2 separate regions of the Mus musculus genome follow, and region 2 is linked to region 1. The links are chromatin loops, found by intact Hi-C in ENCODE. Cell type or tissue: gastrocnemius. All regions are shown on one strand. Links, peaks and the distances in the headings refer to the core of each region. The heading gives the core; the rest is flanking DNA.

Region 1 (2,809 bases), core at 93-2,592:
ACCCAGTCCCTGACTTCTTTAAATAATTTTTTAAAAGATGTTTTCTAATTTGTTTTTATTTTGTATATGTGTTTTGTCTGCATGCATCTATATATGGCATGTGAGTACCTGGTGACCAAGGTACATGAGGTCTCCTAAGACAGGAGTTACAGACAACTGTGAGCCACTATGTGGTTGATGGAAACCAAACCTGGGTCCTCTGTAAGAATGACAAGTGTTCTTAACTGCGGAGTCTCCTCTCAGCTGCTCTGCTCAGTATCAAAAATACAACTTAATATTTTAAAATATAAATGGAAGTAGGTCTGCAAAGAGGCATGGTAAATAGCTTATTTTACTTCAACAGCGTAGTTCTAAAACACCGTAGGAGTTGGGTATGGTGGTGCAGGTCTGAAATTCCAGCTCTTCAGGGGGCCAAGGCAGAAAAATTTTAGTTCAAGGATAGCATGGACTATATGGTGAGTTTAAGGCTAGCCTGGATAACTTGGTGTGTTTTTTTTTTTAAAAAAAACAGTAAAAAGAGAGCCCAAGATATAGCTTAGCGGTAGAGTACTCGCCTAAAGCGGGTAAGGCCCTATGCTCAACCTGGAGTCTGCAAAGTGCAAGCAGGCAAGTGCAAAGAAAAACACCGTCAGTCAGGCACCAAAAAAATAGCAAGTGGTCCGATACTGAACTCCTGGTGAAGTCAATATTTATGTGCACATCACCCTGCCTTCTGGGATAATGTCTCAGTGTACAGCTGGGACATGTGGGTGGCACAGAAAATTGTAGCCAAGAAAAGGGTATCGGAATCCAAGTAACTTGATCAAGTGCGTGGCACAGTGCTAAGTGCGTGGCACAGTGCTAAGTGTGTGGCACAGTGCTAAGTCTTAGGAGTTTCCCAGACGTGGGATGGGCTTGCAATGTCGGCGTTTAGTCAAAAAGGAAAAATGAAGCTTGAAGACACTGAGGCAAACATTCATATTTAGTTCATGTCGGCCACAGAAAAACCTAAATATCTACAACCGTGTGGACGTCTGTTTCTGTCCCACGCTGTTGGACATGGCTGATAGGGCACTGCAGTCTGGTCACTCATAGTTCTTACGAACATCAGCCTCCTCCTTGGCAAAATTTCAGAAGGCTCACCATGAACACATAACCCTGTTAGTGAAATCTGTGTGCTTACTAAGGAAAATATTTGGATGACGGAGGTTAAGCAGTGGTCCTGAGATGTTATTCTGTCTACACAAACTTTAGAGGACCATTGCTCCATTCAAAGTCCATCTGGACTTTAAATGAGGCCAGTTTTAGAGGCTGCTTGCACCTGCTCTTGGGAAATCTGTAGTATTTGCTTCTGAGAATTTAATTTTCTTGGTTTCTACAAGCTCAGCAGGTATGAACAAGAGAAACCGAGCAACTCCAGGAAACAGCTTCCTTCCCCTTTATACATGGACACCCAGCAGGAAGTGGTATGAGTGCCCTTTCAAAAGCTCACTGATTTCTAGCCATGTATTTTAGCTCAAGTCTGCCACCTGGTGGACAGTGCTCAGTTTTGTTCTTTATTTCTCTCTCTCTCTCTCTCTCTCTCTCTCTCTCTCTCTCTCTCTCTCTCTCAATCAGGGCTTACCCATTCAATAAAACCAACAAACCCACCAGGTGCTCCTATAGTTTGTAAGGTATCTGGATACTATCATGCTTTCCACTGTATAATAAGAAAATTAAGGATTAGTGGAAGGAAGGAATTTAAAACCTGGATCTACAATTAATGTCTTTTCCCACCAGTCAGCAAGACTTAAAGGACTGTTGTCTGTGTGCTCTGGGTTTGAGCCCAGTCTATGTCCTGGTTCATCAGTTACCACCAAGTGAAGTCTTTCTGCAGAGGGGAACCTGATGTCTACCAGGCCCTCCACCATTCTGAATGGTGGAATTATCCCATGCAATCCAGCAAAGAACTTCCCCAAGAGAAAGCGGCAGTTGCTCCCCATCTCAGCCCACCTGCTTTGAAGTTTGGTGAGCCACTACAGTGCTTCAAAACGGGATCTACTGAAATAGGAAACTCATAAGCCATGAGTTCTCCTTGGAATTTTCCAATAGTATTTAGTGCCCACTTTACCAGAGACATGCTCACATTTGAAGTTCTCTGGGTATACTCTGCAAAGAGAGTGACCTGGCGATTGCAGTTGGGCTCCCCTGAACCAAATGAGTAACTTTCTGCCCGTTAGATATGGAAGTCTCCCTGTGCCTCATCTTCCTCATGGGAGAGCTGTGAGGATCCAGGCCTCTCACATAAAAGTCCAAGCCTGTGCTTCATGTGAGTTTCATAGGATGAATGTATGATGGATAGCTTTAATTGTCAACCTGGCAGAATCTAGAGTCACCTGGGAAGAGAGTCTCAGTGAGGGATTGTCTAGGCTAGGTCTGTGGTCTGTGGATGAGGGTCTTAACTAAGTTAACTGACATGGGAAGGCCCAGTCCACTGTTGGCGGTATCATTCCCTAGACAGGGGCCCCAAACTGTGATATTAGAGGATAGAAAGCTGAGCTGAGCACAGGCAGGCAAGCGAGTGTGTGCACATCCCATTCTGTCTGCTCTTCACTGTGGACATGACGTGACTACTTGATCAATTTTTGGCTACTTTGACCTCCTTCCCATGAAGAACACGCCCCTAGCATGCCCAAGCATGGACAGTGACAAGATCAGAAGAGGTCTTGTTGTTCAGCCGGCGGCTTTCCTCACATGCAGTTTCTCATTTATTAATAGCAATTAATTAATAAACAACTTTTCCTAATCAATAAACTGACTTGTGGGAAATATTTTGGTATTTTCTATTTCT
Region 2 (2,809 bases), core at 222-2,721, 100 kb before region 1:
AAGGTGATAGAACCCAGCAATAGGAGGTCTTATGCAAATTCCTAGCGACTCTTGGCCACATCCAGGCAGAAGTGTACTACATCACCCTCACCAGTGACCTTCTGTGATGCAGCTTTACCTCTTAGAGAAGGGATATGATTCAGGGAAGTCTATTTTTCGGTTCATTTCTTTTGGTTACTATAAATGTACACCTTGAGGCATTAAAGTGGGTCCAGAATAGATTTTAGACCTCATGAGAAAGATATATGAGGAACGGAGGGTAGAGCAAAGGTTAGCCTGGGGTGTCTATGGCTGCTGCACTCTCCCACCTTAACTGGGCTAGTTTTCCTGTTTCCACTCCTACTAGGATCCTTGTTACCTGTCTTCAGAAGGCTGGGGCTCTCTGGCCCCACAAGTCCCTGGATATGGATAGAGTTGACTATATTGAGTGTCCAGGGTAAAGTGGACCTTAGCTCCCCTGTTAACTGGGCTAGATTGGAGCCAATGATGTCTTACTACACCAGGGTCTGGCCCAGAAAGGCAGGTGGCCTAAAGGCCCAGCAGACTCACCTTGTGGAATGAACATAGTGGGGACTCCGGACGCGCAGGTCTGGGGTGGATGGCATGCTAGACTGGGAATTCCAATGTGGGAGGCTTCGGATGGGACTGTTCTGCAAGGAGCTGCTTACTCCTGCCTCGGTACAGCTTCCTGTGCTGGGGAAGCGCTTGTGGCTGCTGCAAGCGAGAAGAGGGAAGCCATGCTGATCACACGAATACCATGTGGCAGCGTTGGTAGGGGCTGACTAGCTTGGGACAGTAGATCTAATTGCAGGGAGAGCTTGCCCGGGACTCCAGCTCTCACTATCCCACCTCCCCCCCTCCACTCCTCGAAGTTAAGCACAGGGTGACTATTCTCTGGAGCCTTCATCCTTAACAAGCATTGTTTTACAAGATACAGTACCTGCTAGGGTACCCTCTGGAGCTAATTAAGGAACATGAGGAAAACAGAAGCGGGCCTAAATGTCTTCCAGATAATCCTCTCTACGACGTTGATATTAACCAAGCAATGAGCTGATAATGTGTGCAGCTTGCATTTCAGCTGCTTGGCTCCAGAACTCTGCGGGAAGATCGTATAGGGTTCTATACCACCCTGAGGATCCTCAGATCCGGCTCTCCTTTGCCATTCTGGAATGCTGCTGGCTACAATTTCCTAATTAATTCCTGTGAAATGTAACAGCATTAAATCCATCTGCCAACAGGTTGACTATGAGCCAAACCCTTTCCTCCCCTCTTCCCCCCTCCCTACCTTCAGATGACAAATCTGTACTTCTGGGGGTTTGCCAGCAGAGGGCTTTGTGCGCAAAGCTGAACTGTGAGTTCCAGGAAGGAAAAGAGTATCCTTTGGCAATATTTGTAGGTTCTAATGTGGGGCAAGCCTTTGATTCTGTTTGAGCATATCCGGGGACCTCATTTGGGTGTCCCAATGTAGCTCACCTGGAATGGCCGTGGGAGGAGCGTTTCTTCACCTTCTCATAAGGCTCATCTAAAGATGACTCGCTCCACATTTTGGGCTTTAAGGGTGACTTGTCATAGTCGGTACGGTGATAGTGCAGCTGCCTGAGTCCCTCCAGGGACTGTGGGGGAGGAGGCCTGTTGTGTGATGAAGGTGGCCGAGGAGGGAGTCCCTTGTGTGGCGACTGTAAGGGGGATATTGTGCTGGTAACCTGAGAGTCTTCTGCATGGACAGGAGGAGGAAGAACTCATCAGAGACATTATTTCCACAAGAGATGGAGCCTTTGCCCAAACACACCATGTCAGTGCCTTGGAGCTACACTTCACATATGTGCCAGGGCTCTGTGACCCTCCCACACTGGGGTCAATCCAGGTCAAGGCAGAGCCCAGACTGCAGGCTTAACTGAATGTGAAGGGCACCGCTGTCACGTCTGGTTAAGTGCGAATAAAGTCTGAGTTGGATTTGGTGTCACCAACAAGTGATTGCTTCATATTAATCAGGCAAATGAAGTATTACGTTCTAACTTTTCCTTTTTAAATTTGGTGCTAAGAAATGAGCCCAGGGCCTCAGACATGCTAAGCGAGTGCTCTATCATGGAGCTATGCCATGACGTATGTTTGGAGAGACACTAAACAGATCTCCTTTGCTCTGGGGGGAGGGGAGTTAACCTTCTTGAGGATTTTATCTGCTCTGTTAATCCCTGTGTCCTCAGGGTTAAAATGACAGCTGGCATTCAGTAGGTACTCAATAAATATTTGTTGGAGGAAAAACCTGAATTGGAAGTATATCTGTGAGGTATGATTAAGTGCTGACAGATCCGCCTTCTACCATCCATGCTTCCCTCACAAGCTTCTTAAATTTCCTATAATCTATCCTGGCATATTTAATCTGTGATGTCGGAGTGGAGCCCAGAGCCTCTTGTGAGGCTCTCCACTGAGCTATAGCCTCAGCTCGGCTCAAGGTGTTTTAGAGGAAGAGGGTCCCAGTCCTTTGGGACCCTGATGGCCCAGGGTTACAGAGGAAGAAGGGTCCAGGGAGCCTCAAACCTGGATACCTCAAAGGTAGGCCAGCAGGGGTTGGCTATCTCCCCAGTCTCAACCTGGAGCCATAAAGCCAGCTCCGGCCACAACAACCCTAGTAAGAATTTATTATCCTGACAGTTATCAGCCTTCACTCCTTGTTTGACCTTATAAGTCCCCCTCCCCCAACACCTGAGTATATAAATGAAGCATCTTCTAACACCCCTGTCCTGGTCACTGGTACAGGCCACACAGACCTCACCCCAGAGACCCTGGCTACCTCCCCAGAGGCATAAGT

The links. A loop is a pair of places that touch in the nucleus more often than their neighbours do. Peaks named below come from ENCODE experiments on the same cell type or tissue, not always from the same donor. Only the 100,000 strongest peaks of a DNase experiment are listed, where the experiment ranks them.
Region 2: a loop joins it to region 1, with 8 times the contacts of the local background. A loop is called at or near these places in 32 of 42 quality-filtered maps.

Annotation. Positions count from the first base shown.
Region 1 is chr2:4,498,107-4,500,915 of GRCm38, reverse strand. All of the region lies in intron 5 of Frmd4a (FERM domain containing 4A), which reads right to left. The region is part of intron 3 of Gm39751 (a long non-coding RNA gene); the gene reads left to right. Among named protein-coding and RNA genes, the nearest start is that of Gm39751, 14 kb to the left of the region's middle. In gastrocnemius, for the core only: a CTCF peak has its summit at 1,499 (motif pointing left); a DNase peak (open chromatin) is centred at 1,494; H3K4me3 peaks cover 685 bases.
Region 2 is chr2:4,600,020-4,602,828 of GRCm38, reverse strand. It overlaps Frmd4a (FERM domain containing 4A), which reads right to left. Exons shown (of 23, transcript NM_172475.3): 19 at 1,474-1,714; 20 at 550-714. Among named protein-coding and RNA genes, the nearest start is that of Gm13179, 6.9 kb to the right of the region's middle. In gastrocnemius, for the core only: a CTCF peak has its summit at 1,317 (motif pointing right); DNase peaks (open chromatin) are centred at 1,299, 1,579, 1,834 and 2,583; H3K4me3 peaks cover 283 bases; H3K27ac peaks cover 504 bases.